Regions from separate parts of the Homo sapiens genome. Here region 2 is linked to region 1. A link is a contact called in ENCODE Hi-C data. All regions are on one chromosome and are shown on one strand. Each heading gives the region's core, a stretch centred on a gene start or an enhancer-like site at or near the end of the contact. The rest is flanking DNA. Distances are from core to core; before and after follow the strand shown. Region 1 holds the start of LINC00474 (long intergenic non-protein coding RNA 474). Region 2 holds the start of ASTN2-AS1 (ASTN2 antisense RNA 1).

Region 1 (7,560 bases), core at 3,194-5,693:
AGTCCATAACCATAGACTATAGTCCAAAGTATTTAAAGACATTTAATCTACTAGGAGTGATAATATTCCAATAAATCTATATCTGTTTTATAAAAAACCATTACATATTAGATAACATGCTAGCCTCCAAGGCAGCACAAAGGTAAAAATACATGGTTCTTCTCCTCAAAAAGTTTCATTAGCGTTAGGTAAGAATAATTAATTTCTGCCTTCACTCATTTACCTATTTGACCTATTTGTTGCATCAATTAATTCATTCCTTTATGCATTTAATAAATATTTACAAAATAGCTGCTAAGTGAAATGTGCTATCATGATGGCAGGAAAATATATGGTGAGTACCTACAGAAAATACCAATATCACCAACATCATACTATGGGAGGGTTGACACCTTAGCTTGCATACATTTTTCAATATCTAAGTCTTGAATAACTAAAATGCTTCCTATGGCAATGAAATGCAGTCATCTTAAGGTAGTAATCACTGTTAATATATGTGTAATTGGATAACCCTAATTCACTTTAGCTTGAAAAATCTGTGGCAGGGAATTGGTGGTAAGAGTTTTCTTTGGTTTGGCTGATTCAAATGAACCATTTTTGAATTTGGAGAATTTCGTAATCACTAGCCTGACTGGCCCACACTAGCAGTTTTCTGGATTTCTAGGAAAATCTCTGGTATGCGTCATAGTGAAGAAGTGTTCCAACAAAAAAAGGGGATAAATGAAGAACCATAATCATTTAGAAAGAATTCACCGAGAAATAGAGGTCTGCGTGGTGTAACTAAGAATTGCACAATGCTGTTGCAGGGCATGCGGGATGCATGACAGGTGGGGCTACCTGCTCTTCCCCCTCGCCCTCCCGAGGCATCACGGTGAATCAATCTGAGTTCTCATTTCTTTAGAGCACAGTTGGATCACAGACTGAAAACAGACTACAGACATCCACTACCAGTTAATTAGAATTGGCATAAAAGATGTTATCTAGTTTCCATTCCTACTGCTGCCATTTGGATTTAAGAGTGTGGAGATTGGCCAGGCATGGTGGCTCATGCCTGTAATCCCAGCACTTTAGGAGGCCGAGGTGGGTGGACCACCTGAGGTCAGGAGTTCAAGACCAGCCTGACCACAATGGTGAAACCCCGTCTCTACTAAACACAAAAAATTAGCCAAGCCTGGTGGCAAGCACCTGTATTCCCAGCTACTTGGGAAGCTGAGGCAGGAGAATCGCTTGAACCCGGGAGATGGAGGTTCCAGTGAGCCAAGACCACGCCATTGCACTCCAGCCTGGGCAACAAGAGTAAAATTCCGTCTTAAAAAAAAAAAAAAAAAAAAAAAAACAACAACAACAACAAAGTGTGGAGATTTTGAATTTAGGTCCAGTTCTACCAACCGGATATTTCCAGATATTTTCAACTGACTTAGTTTCTCTTGATATCAGCTCATTAGTCTTTCTAGTAGATTACCTATCTAACTAATGCCCCTGTGTGTTTATGAAGATCAGGGCAGAAAATAGGTGATTCAGCATTGAGGAAAGAAAGCGGGCAAAGGCTAACCTGCTCATGAATAACAGGGCTTTGTTTGACATGGTCCCTGACTTCCTCACTTCTGTGCCTTCTCTCCACTGGATGCCCCTGCCCACCTGCAATCTACCTTTTGGCCATTTTGAACTACTATCATTTTCCTGAACTTCTATTATTTTCCTTTCACTTTATCACTTAAATGCTATAAAAAATGCTGTTTTCTTTGTCCAAATAAACATCTCCCTATTCTCACCTCTTTCTTCACCCCTTGCCAAATTCAGGACTACTTATCACTTGACTACACAATGTACTGAAATTCATTCTTTAGCTTTCATGTCCCGTCCTCTGACGTTCTCGTTGGTGGCATCAGTCTGGGTCATACCACACATACCACATCCTTCCACCACTCCCTGTAGTACCCTTATCTCAGCAAGAGCCTTTAACTGTATCTCTTTTGTAATACACATTTTATGTAATAAAATTACATGTTAGATTTTATAGAGCAAAGAATAATTTAAAAGAAACTCATAAAAAACAATGAAGGTTTGGTTATACATTTATCCCATTACCATTTACTAAGTCACTTCTGTATGCCATGAAATGGAAAAATTAGGAAGAAAATAGCACCACCTCTCCCATCAAAGTGTTCACAGCCTAGTTAATAGAGACAGACTCAAAATATTTGACTTTAAAATAATGAGGAATTGGGTACTAATCATTTGTTCATATTAATGGGATACCTACAGACTTCATCTTTTCAGGCTGCTATGACAAAATATTAATAGCTTAAACTGGATAATTAATAATCAACAGATTTTGCTGCTTATATTTATGGAGGCTGGGAAGTCCAAGGTCAAGGCACTAGCAGATTCAGTGTCTGATGAGGGCCTGTTCCTCTTAGATGGCACTTTCTGTATCCTCACATGGTGGAAGGGGCAAGATACCTTTCTTGAACCTTTTTTATAAGGGCACTAATCCCATTCATGAGGGCAGAGCCCTAAGGACTTAATAACTTCCCAAAAGGCCTCACCTCCTAATGCTATTGTATCATGTTGGATTCTAACATGAATTTTGCAGTTTGGGGGAGTCACAAACATTCAGACCATAGCAACTACTATATGCCTGGCACTGTTCTAGGCAGTGGGGTGTACAGGTAAGCAAAGCCAAGCCTCACACTCAGTGAGCTTCTATTACAGATCTTTCAGTGAGGGAAATCTGAAAAGCCATGAAGTTTACAGGAGGAAAAGCCTTATTCTGCCTATGGTGGGAGTTTAGATCTGGCTTTTATGAGGATATGACATGTTCACTGCGCCCAGTAGAGCAAATGCAGTACTAACTCTTAAGGGTGAAGGAATGTTCATTTAACTATGGAGCATCTAATGCATGATGAATGTGGTTGTAGGAGCAGAGTTCCTGTCATGAAGTAGGTATTTGATAAATGTATCATATTTGGATCAATAACCCAAATCCAAAAATGAGTACTCATTTGAGGGTCCCTTCCCTCAAGGATCATGCAGTCCAGTGGAGAAGTTCATTCACTCTCATTCACTTATAACATTATGGTGCATGAAAAGAGAAGCCAAGAGTGGAAAGAATGGAAACTCTAAAACTCATACATTCCTCTCCTATCACCATCCTCCCAAACATCCGCTAGTCCCTCTGTTTCCTCCTCTGAAAACTTATACTGTTCTTGGGAGTTCTGAGTTGTCTGGTGTATCTGTTTCTTTTGCTGGGTGCTTCACCTTGGCTTCCTCCCAAATGCCTCCAGCAACTGTTTATTTTTATAAATGTTGTATACACAGGGCAGAAGATAGAGAAAGGGGTGAGCCAGAGTCATTTACGAAAGCACTTTGGCATTCTGCTCTGGAAATCATTTCCGCAGGAGGCTGCCCTGGACAGAGTGCACTTACTCTCAGACCTCCCATCCCCACTTCCAAGCAGAAGTCAATGCAATTTTTATTTACAGTCAGAAGCTCCATGAAATTCTGAGCCAAAAGGCTTCTTTCCTGAAAAGCTGGTAGTGGCCTCCAACATTCAGCTATCACCTTTAACAGGAACTCTTTGTTGTTTGCACCAAACAAATAACCAGACACCTGGGTCAGAAGCAGAATTAAGGACCTAATTCGTCTCCATCCATGGACATTTAATGGACACCTACTCGTGCAAATACTATCACAGCCACTGAGAACACAAGACATAGGATCCTAAAAGAGCAGGAAGAGGCTACTTTTATTGATGACATATCATATATTGTCATGATTTACATACATAAAAAAGATACTATCATTCTGCTTTACAGATTGGGGAAAGGAGGAAAGAAGGAAGGGGATGGAAGGGAAGGGGATGGAAGGGAAGGGAAGGTAAAGGAAGGGAAGGGAAGGGAAGGGAGTGGGAGAGGGAGAAATGGAAGGAGGGAGGAACAGAGGGAGGGAGGAACAGAGGGAGGGAGGATTTGAGGTTCTGTAACTTGTATAAAACCCATAGCTGATGAATAAGCTTTCTACTCATTTTCTCTTCATCACTCTTAAATCACAGTTTCACCTTCACTCTCCACCAAAATTGTTGTTATCAAGGTTATTATATATAAACCTAATTATTATAATGATTGACACCCACATTGCTAAACACAAAAGTCAAACATCAATTCTCATCTTGGTTTGCTGATTAGCAACATATAATACAGTTGACTGCCTCCTTGTCCTTAAAATGCTTTCTTCACTTGGCATCTGAGACATCTTACATGATCTGTTGATTTTCCTGGTGCTTCACCACCAGCACTTTCTCAGTCTCTTTAGCTGGCTTCTGCTTCTCAGCATCATCTTCTGCTATTGAAGTATCTCAGAACTCAGCCCTTGGACACCCTCTTTGCTTTATATACATTCACTCTCTTGGTGACCTCATTCCGTCTCATGCTTCATATCCCACCTGCATACCAATAGCTCAAATTTCCTCTATTCTGTACCACTTCTTTAAACTTCAGCTTGATATATACAACAGCATACTTGCTATCTCTCCTTGGGTGTCTCAAACTTATCATTTTCAAAATTGAAGTCCCCATTTTTCTCCATTAAACCTACTCCTCTGATGGACTCCCCAATTTCAGTTCATGGCAACTTCATCTTTCCCGTTGCTCGGAACAAAAAGCCTCTTTTGATTACACCCCACACCCAATCTGATGGCAAACTGGTTTGTGTTACCTCCCAAATACATCCTGGATCCAGCAATTTCTCATCATCTGCCCTGTGACCAGCCTGCTGCAACTCTCAGTCTTCTCTCACCCAGATTACTTCTTGGAGGCTCTTCCTTTGTATTTGCCCCATACAGCCTGGTCTTAACTCAGTCACCAGTGTGATCCTAATAAACCTGTTAGACTTGTGGTTCCGGAACTGACAGCTCTCCAAAGGCCTCTCGTTTTATTCAGAGTAAAATCCAAAGACCTTAAAACAACTGACAGGACCATACTCCCTGTTCCCTCCCTGAACTCACCACTTATACCCCACCCCCATCCCTGCCACTCTGCTCTGGCCACACTAGCCTGCCTGCTGTCCCCTCTGTCTGAAATTCTGTCCCCCAGAAACCTACACGGCTGATTTCCACATCTCCTTCAGGTCTTCACTCAGATGAGACTTTCTCAGCAAAGACGTACCTGACCCCTTTTCTTAAAATTAAAATCCTATCCCAACGTTTATTTTCTGTTTCCCTCTCGTGTTTTCTTTTTCTCCATAGCACTTACCTCCATCATGTATTCTATATATCTTATTTATTTTGTATATTTTATCTCATTTCCCATACTAGAAAGTAAGCTCCTACGGGCAACACTGGTCCTCTCCACTGATATATATGTAACTAATCTAATAATACATAAATAATAAATATTAATTGACAGCGAATAATTGTGAGACATATATCTCACAGCACTTTAGAGAAGCATATGTCATGAGTATGGGACCTTCAATTAATATTGATTAAGTAAATAAATCCACACAAGAAAGAAAAAGAGAGGCATCACTGAGGCTTGGCATAAGCAAGGAGGGCTTTGTGGAGAAGAAAATAAAAATAATTTTTGAGTACTTACTGCGTGCCAGATACTATGCTAAGTGTCTTAGAGCTATTATCTCATTAAACCCTCTTAATGACTCTGTGAAATAAGTTCATAAAATTATTGTGTCCATTTTACAGATTAGAAAACTGTTGTGTCAAAAGGCTAACTCACTTTCTCAAAATCAGTGCAACAATTTATATAAGAGGCCAGGAGCCAGACCTTTATCTCTCTGGTTGCCAACCATGGGGTACCATTTTAGAAATCTCTTTTAGATATGAAACTATCCTACTTGAATTAAAGAGAGAAAAAAAATCAGACAGTTACATTTGAAAAGAACAATTAAGTGTTTATTAATATATTTCTTTGTTTATTCAATAACTGTTATTATTAGTTCCTTATAGCAATTTATTATACTGTGTGCTGTACCCATAGGACGGAAAAATGAATGAAACATTGCCTGCTCACAGTGAGCTTACAATCTAGCGCAGCCTAGTTAGCGTAAAATTATCAGTATTTTAACAGCTTTGTGCTTTAAGAGCACAGAGGAGGGAGCAATTGATTTCCTTAGGGATGTAGTTATACAAAGAATATCTCAAAGACAGATGGCATCTAAACATAAGCCTACAGAATGGATTAAACCATTGCTAAATGCAGAAAGTGGTCTTCAGGCAGAGGCTGTAGCAAGAGTATGAGATCTACTCAAGGAAAAGAGCTTAGCAGGTAAAAACAAGGAGATGAAGATGCCTTAAGGGTGGTAGGAAGCCATTGCCACGTTTAATCTAGGTTGTGGGTTGGTCAGATCTGTGCTTCATTGAGGTCACTCTGACAGCCATCAGGGAAGATGGATGGCAAGGGATAAAAAGGGAGACAGGATGCTGGGTTAGGGGCCTTGTGACATCTGGGAGAAAATGGTGAAAACAGTTGATATGATTAGGCTTTGTGTCCCCACTCAAATCTCATCTTTAATTGTAGTCCCCATAATCCCCACATGTCAAGGGAGAGACCAGGTGGAGGTAATTGAATTACGGGGGCAGTTTCCCCCATGCTGTTTTCATGATAATGAGTGAGTTATCATGAGATCTGATGGTTTTATAAGTGTTTGATAGTTCTTCCTGCATTCATTCTCCTTCCTGCCACCTTTTGAGGAAGGTGCCTTGCTTTCCCTTTGCCTTCCGCTGACTGTAAGTTTCCTGAGGCCTTCTCAGCCATGCAGAACTGTGAGTCAATTAAACCTCTTTCCTTTATAAATGACCCAGTCTCAGCAGTTCTTTATAGCAGTGTGAAAACGGACTAATAGAAGTGCTAAGTCGGAAGAAGTGAGAATGATGACTCAGATATCCATGCTTAGAGAATTAATCAGTTATTCTCAAATTTGGATGTCCATTGAATGACCCAGGGAGCTTTAAACAACTCTGGGACCTCGCACACAGCCCAAACCAATTATATCAGAAATTTTGGGCATGGAGCAGAGTATCAATAGCTTGTAAGGCCCCACAGGTAATTCTAATGTGTAGCTAAGTTTGAGAATCACTGGTTTATGAATTACCGGGTCTGGATGACTAGTTGGCTATGACTGGGAAGGAAGGAGGACATAAAGATAGATTTTCTAGCTCACATGACCTGGGGAAACGCTATTGGTTTAAGGTCTTGTCTCTGGAATCAGAGTGGCTACAACAGGTGCTTGATGGTAGCCTTGGGCAAATGACATACTTCTTGCCTAGAAATAATAGTAAACTCACTGTATAGAATTACTGTGAGGATTAAATGAGATAATGCACATAAAACACATAGCATGGTGCCAGAAACATGAGTGCTCAAAATTTTTATTGTATAAATTAATTATGGTAGGCAAGAACAAGTCTATAGAAAAAAGTGTTTTTCAGATGAGTGATATTAAGTTTGGTTCTCAACATGTTGATTTTACAGTGTCTATAGGATATCTAGTAGTTGTTTGGAAATAATAATTGGTGTTCAAAAGGGAGTTCAATACTAGAGGTAC
Region 2 (7,560 bases), core at 3,721-6,220, 580 kb after region 1:
GAATGAATCAAGGCAGGGATGATGCCGGAGAGGTACTCATGACTCAGTCAAGGTTTTGTAAACACGTGTGGACAACTAATGTTCATCCCTTAAGTTTTTGCTCATACCCAATGTCTTTCAAAAAGCTCTTCTTGGTCACTCTTTGCCTTCACCTGGCAAAGTTTAGGGCCCCTCAACTGAGTTCCCACAGCTCCCTGTGTCCCTCTCTATTATAGTCCATAACTCATTGTCCTGTAATTACATATGTAGTTGTCTTCCTCCCCTCATGCACTGGGAGGATTATGGTAAGGTACCTGGCCTGTCTTAGTCACCACCTGAGCCCTAGTGCCTAGGCTTATGCAGAACAAGTGAGTCAATGAATAAGCATGGCTTCCTTTACCTGCTGGAAGAAAGCCCATGGGGTGGAAGATTGGGGGGATGCTAGGACCTCATTATGCATCAACCTTGGAGTTGTGTTGGAAACAGCAATCCCATGAGGCCACTGGGTCTTATGTAAAAGAGTACTGAGTAGAGATTCAGGGGACTGGTCAGTGCCCCTACCTTCTTATGAGATTCTGTACGAATAAGTTCATCTCCTCATCCACCAAAGCACAGGACCATAATAAAAAGAATGCTCATCAAGTTCTCCACCAGCCTTTACCTGATTCAGTCTTGCAACCCACCTAACTCCTGTTTATTTTCCTCTATATTTCTCTATCACTTTATCTATCTGCCAGACACCACACCCCAGGAAATCTCCCTAATTGATATGATTGCTTATTGATGCCTGACGAACCCTGGAGTTTCTGCCCAGCCTCACCCTTTGCTACAGCACCTCAGCCACCCACACTGGTTACCCATTAACCCTTTGACTCTACTATCCCTGTGCAGTGAGGATTGCTCTTCTCTTTCCACTGCCCTCTCCTTTTGTAAAACCCTTTTTAGTTTACAATGTATGCCTCCACCACCTCATTAAATTTAAGCTTCACAAGTGCATGATGAGGTGGGCACAGCACAATGGAAGTGAAAATTTCCATTTAGGGGAAGGTGAATCTCCGGAAAGGAATGTGGGTAGCTGAAGAGGTACTGGAACCAGATCACACATTTCTAACCCCTGATCCCGTGCTGCTGTAGCTATAGCTTGTGCTCTTGTCTTCTCATCCAGGCTGTGAGCTGAGCCATGACTAATACAGGCTTACAGCCACCCCCTGCAGTGGCTAACAAGGAACCCACCCTTACTGTGTCCCTCCAAACATGTTAGGCAATTCAATTCACTAACATGCTGATATCAAATCTCCTTTGAGAGGGAAAAGCAGCAGAACAGACAATATTGTGCTCAGCCCTGGGTTTGAATTCTGGCTTTGCTAAATGATTCTAAGCAAGTGACGTCATCTTTTTAAGCCTCATTTTCCACATCTGTAAAATGAATGTGAAAATATCTATCTCTAGGGAATCAATGAACTCAAATAAGAATTAATTTAGATAGTGTATGGGAAGCACCTAGCACATTGCCTTGCGTATGGTAAATAATAAACAGCAGCTTTGCTATTATCACTGTTATTTTAAAAAATACCAATTCATGAAACACTTTGTGTGGTGTAAGCAGAAAGGAAAAACTCAACAAACTAGGGAAAGTGAATTATCCTCATGTATTTAGCACTTTTTGATCCTCCCAAACCAGAACTGCACAAACTATGTGTCCCAAGATTAAAAACAGCTGAATGCCCAAACTTCCCTCCCTTTTCTAAATATACACCTCAAAGCCTGCCATTAACTAATAGCTGGGATATCTTCAGTAGATAAGGGAGACTATTTGTCTTTCTTCTTCTCCCCTAGGGTGGGAGAAGAACCCAAGCTCCAAACCCAAGTCTGACCAGGACTCCCCAAAGGCAATCTCTGGGAACCCAAAAGCACCAGTGGGGTGTTTGGTTTTTTGTTCTTGCGATAGTTTACTGAGAATGATGATTTCCAATTTCATCCATGTCCCTACAAAGGACATGAACTCATCCTTTTTTATGCCTGCATAGTATTCCATGGTGTATATGTGCCACATTTTCTTAATCCAGTCTATCATTGTTGGACATTTGGGTTGGTTCCAAGTCTTTGCTATGGTGAATAGTGCCGCAATAAACATACGTGTGCATGTGTCTTTATAGCAGCATGATTTATAGTCCTTTGGGTATATACCCAGTAATGGGATGGCTGGGTCAAATGGTATTTCTAGTTCTAGATCCCTGAGGAATCGCCACACTGACTTCCAGAATGGTTGAACTAGTTTACAGTCCCACCAACAGTGTAAAAGTGTTCCTATTTCTCCACATCCTCTCCAGCACCTGTTGTCATAGGTGGGAATTGAACAATGAGAACACATGGACACAGGAAGGGGAACATCACACTCTGGGGACTGTTGTGGGGTGGGGGCAGGGGGGAGGGATAGCACTGGGAGATATACCTAATGCTAGATGATGAGTTAGTGGGTGCAGCGCACCAGCACGTCACATGTATCCATATGTAACTAACCTGCACATTGTGCACGCGTACCCTAAAACTTAAAGTATAATAATAAAAAAAAAAAACAGCACCAGTGGGATTGAATGAGGTCCTGAGCCCATCCCATTCCCCAAACTCAGTTCTCCTCCATACTCGCACTTGCACACACACACAAAAAGCATATCCCCCTCCCCACTCCATCCCTGGAGGCAACAAGCCTCCAGAAGGGTGGGGAGAAGGCCCAAGCAAAGATGAGTCAGGTTTTCTGGTCATGCAAGCAACACCATTTAACCAGGCTGAGGTGAATCATTGAGAAGGAGGTGGGACCTGGGAGGTGGCAGAGAGAGGTAGATTTCCAAATGTGTGTGTGTGTGTGTATGTGTATGCATGCATGTATGTGAGAGAGAGAGACAGAGAGACAGGGACAGAGAGGCAGAGAGACATAGAGACACACAGAGAGAGACAGAGAGAGACACACACAAAAAACAAACACAGAGAGGAGACACACAACACACAGACACAAAGACACACACTCACACACAGAGAGAGGAGAGAGAGAGAGAAATAGAGAAAGAGACCAAGAGAGAACTACAGCCAGAAAATACTCAGAAAGACTGAAGCAGAAACTGAGAGCCACAGTGAGAGACAGAGGAGAAATGGAGAGAGAAAGAGAGAGACATAGATAAGAACACATAGGGCCAAAGACAGAGAACCAGAAATAAAAATGCAGAAAAAAGACAATCAGAGAGAAGTGGATAGAAGGTCAGAGACCTAGAAAGACAGATAGAAATAGAGAGACATAGACAGGAGTTGGTGAGGAGAGAGAGAGAGAAACAGAGAAAATCGGGGTCAGAAAGACCAAGACCAAGGCAAACAAGAAAAACAGAAGGAAGAAAGGAAAGAAGGAAGGAAGGAAGGAAGGAAGGAAGGAAGGAAGGAAGGAAGGAAGGAATGAATGAATGAATGAGGGAAGGAAGGAGAGAAGGAAGGAAGGAAGATGGAAGGAAAGAAAAAAGGAAGGAGGTAGAAAAGAAGAAGAGAATGAAGGAGGGAGGGAGAGAGGGAAGGAAGGAAGATGAAAGGAAAGAAAAAAGAGAGGAAGGAAAGAAGAAGGGAAGGAAGGAGGAAAGGAGGGAGGGAGGGAAGAAAGATGGAAGGAAAGAAAAAAAGGAAGGAGGAAGAAAAGAAGGGAAGGAAGGAGAGAGGGAGGGAGAGAGGGAAGGAAGGAAGATGAAAGGAAAGAAAAAAGGAGGAAGGAAAGAAGAAGGGAAGGAAGAAAGGAAGGAAGGAAGGAGGGAGGAAGGGAAGGAAGATGGAAGAAAAGAAAAAAGGAAGGAGAAAGGAAAGAAGGGAAGGAAGTAAGGAAAGAAGAAAGGAGAAAGGAAGGAAGAAGGAAGAAGGAGGGAGGAAGGAAGGAAGGAAGGGCACGGCAGGACCAGCTAGAAGGGCATCTTCTGGAGATGGATGCCCTTGAGTGACCAGGGAAGCTTTACTTCTGGTCTCACCGCTACTCGGGGCAGATGATCTGGGAGGAGGAGGGGGGGAGAGTGAGAGGGTGACTGGCATTTCCATTCAGCTCCCCTCATCTATCCCTCCCACCCACATATAGAGGTTTTCACTCTATTAAAATGACTCCCTTGCTTCCTCATTTATGTTAAAATTTTCCTTGAAATAAAGAAAAGGAAACAAGGTCACCCTTCAATCCACAATGAAAACTATAAAAGCGTTTTTAGGCTTGGAAAATTTAGCTGGTCAGTTTTTCCTACTGTTTAATAACTGCCTTGGGTTACACTGAATGAGTAAACATGTTTTACAAGCTTCTAATTCATACCTAACCCTATGAGTTCACAGCTTTACATAATATATACACACACATATACTATATATACACACATGCACACATACATACTGCAATGTAAAATATAAACACACATACATACTTAATATATATATGAGTGTGTTCGTGTGGTGTAAGTAATCTTTCCAATTTGTGCAGCTCATTAGGGCTTACAAAGCACGCTCTTTCCTCATTTAATCCTCACGATAATCCTGTGAGGTAGGCAGTTTAGGATTATCATCCCCAGTTTACAGGTACCTGTGGTTAAGGTAGAGAGACCAAGAACCCACAGGTCTCTAAGGCATCACAGTCCATATCACAGTTCTGCTCTCCATAGTCCCAAAGCTGACTTCATGAACTTGGGTAGTGCAGTGCCCACTTCTGGACCTGCAAGGACCCAAAACCATGGGGATCCTGAGGCATCATCTGTTTCAGGGCTTCATTGTACAGACAGGAAAACTAAAGCTCAGACTATTACTGCTAGCCTATAGGGTGCCTCTGTGCAAATTGGAAAAACAATAGAAAAATAAAAATCATCTCTTTCTTAAGATACTTCCCTCCCTTGTTCCAATATTCTGATTTGTTAGAACAAGACACTTGATCAATGATTAATACATGTTTATGATGTCTACAATTGGAATGGTGAGCTTTGGAATGTGGTAGCATTGTGAGCAGCAAAACCTGTGCGACTGCATCTGACATCGCCAGGATGGGGGCCCAACCAAGGTGAGGGCAAAGAGGACGGTAAGGGAGAAAGAAAGAAAGAAGGGAAGGTAAGATGGGAGAGACAGCACCTACTTTCTGAGGTCTAAGAAGAAAACCCATTTTACTTAAAGGACATTGAGATAATAATAATAACTAGTGTTTATTAAGCTCTTAATCTTTTCTGATACTTACAGTAACCCTGTGAGAGTGTTTCATATTGCTAACTACTGCTTGTATTTCTATCTTACACTCTCAAGTAATAATAATATTATTCAGAATAACAGTGACAATTGATATAACTTAAGCATTCACAATGTTAGATACTATGCCTAGTATTTCATGTACTGCATCTCATTTCAGCTTAATAACAATATGCCAGCCTGGGCGACATAGTAAGACCTCATCTCTACAAAAGTACAAAAATTAACTGGGTGTTGTATCGTGCATCTGTAGCTCCAGCTACTCAGGAAGCTGAGGTGGGAGGATCACTTGAGCCTGGGAAGTCAAGGCTGCAGTGAGCCAAGATAGTACCACTGCCCTCTAGCCTGGATGACCAAGTGAAATCCTGTCTCAAAAAAAAAAAAAAAAAAACCCAAAACAACAACAACAAAAAACACAAGTTAGCTTATTTCCCCAAATTTACAAATGAGTATATCAAGATTCAGAGAGATCCACTAACTTGCCTAAGGTCACTTGGTTAAATTGCGCAACTGAGATTTGACTATTATGAGGGAAGAGTAAAGGTCAGACACACTTTCACATCCTCTAAAAGTGACTGAAATGCTTTACATTCTCAATAATTACTAACTATGCTAGCACATCAGAGAACCCTACTTTGCATATGGGGCATCAATATCTCTGACTTCTCATCTCGTGTGCTTTTAGTATCTGATAGTCTACTCATTCCTTTAATCGCTTTGAGGCTACTGATGAATGGAACCATCTAGATCATGAATCCAGGGAGTCTCTGCTCTGTGGAAACAATGTTGGTTCCCGCTCAGCTTTTCCCTGGTGCCCAGCTCGCCTCCCTGTTTCCACCTCTCCCTTACTGGATACCCAATCAATGCAAATGGATCTGAGTAGTCATTAGAATTTATTTTTTAAGAAAAGCAAGGCAAAACCAAACCAAAACCAGAAGTCTGCCACAATATGCAAAGAACCACCTTTGGATTCCAATAAAACTGGGCTTCCTACCTTTAGCATCCTCTTGTGTAAGACAGGAATAAGAAGTATTACCATTTTAATAGAATGTTTCAAGGATTCAATGTGTAAAATATCTGACCCAGTGCTTCTCCTTAATGTATAAAATGTATTCCAAAACAAGAAGTGGCGATGGGTCGGGGGCACTCATGTTGCACTAGAACTTTACAGTGTACCTGGTATTTTCATATCCATCAACTCCTAGGCAATCCAAAGCCTCACTACTGCTCCAGCTAGAGCGCCTTCCCTCTCCCTTTGCTGACTACACTTCAATGACTGTGCCCTCCTTGGTGCTCCTGAGGATGCTCCAGGGGCTTTGCTATTGCTACATCCTCAGTCTGGAGCAGTCTACATTCAGCTAGCCACATGGTTCACTTCCTCCCACTTTCCGGTCTCTGCTCAAACATCACACCCTCAAAGAGGTTTGTCCTGATCACTGTAACTAAATGGTATGCCCCCAACCTCTATCCTCATACCCTATTTTTCTTTCAAACACATAGTACACTTTGACTCTGTATTGCACATCTATTACTTTACCATCATTGCCTCCCAACCCTCTGTACCGGGAACATAAGCTCCATGATAGGAGCTTGTTCAGTGCCTTCTCCTCAGCTTCTGGAATAGTGTTCGGTATGTAGTAGGTGTTCAATAAGTGGTTACTGAATGACTTAACTCATAGTTGTTCATGAAACTCTGAGAGGCTGGCAAGGCTGGCATTCTGATGCACACTTTACATGTGAATAAACTGAGGCCCAAGGAGGTGAAGAAAATTTTCTAAAGTCCTTCAGCTGGTGGATAACAGGAGTGGGACTAGCAAACTGAGCTGCCAGACTCAAATCCAAAGCTCTTTGTATTTCACCAACTTGTATTTCCTATTATTGCTCCCCTTCACCTCCAAGCATGCCCTGGGAAATGGGTGTTATTTGGGATTTTACCTCTTAGGCGGGAAGCCCCAGAGATGGAGGAGTAAGAAGGAGTGACTTCACATGTTCTCCACCCAGACATAGGCCTTGCTAGAGTCCCATGAACAAACTAGAGCTCTGGCCCTCATCTGGGAGCAGGCAGACCAGCCACTAGCAGCCAAAAGGAGGAAGGGATTGATAAATAGAGAGAATGTGGGAGGAGGGCAGGAAGGGGATTGCTGTAGCCATCTCCAACCCCCCAAAAAGTCAGGCAGGAGAAGTCCAATTACCCTTTCAGAGTAATTTCCGCTCTATAAAGTGATGACTTACTTCACCGCCCAGAGGTTTCCATTTGCCAACTGGGGATAGACAAGTCCTGCAGGGGAGGGAGCGACTTACTGACTCTTCAGCTCCCTGGAGGGGAAAGGAACCTGGGCTTGGACGTGG

What was found. Hi-C counts contacts between places; a loop is a spot of excess contacts on that map.
Region 2: a map of posterior vena cava shows a loop between it and region 1 (3-fold over the local background). The contact joins the promoter of ASTN2-AS1 here to the promoter of LINC00474 in region 1. A Hi-C loop is called at or near these places in 1 of 168 maps with a recorded cell type or tissue (posterior vena cava).

Annotation. Positions count from the first base shown.
Region 1 is chr9:115,920,764-115,928,323 of GRCh38, forward strand. LINC00474 (long intergenic non-protein coding RNA 474) reads right to left here and starts at 4,444. Exons shown (of 3, transcript NR_024032.2): 1 at 4,260-4,444.
Region 2 is chr9:116,499,313-116,506,872 of GRCh38, forward strand. ASTN2-AS1 (ASTN2 antisense RNA 1) reads left to right here and starts at 4,971. Exons shown (of 12, transcript NR_033973.1): 1 at 4,971-5,032. The region is part of intron 19 of ASTN2 (astrotactin 2); the gene reads right to left. RefSeq lists an enhancer at 6,171-6,340.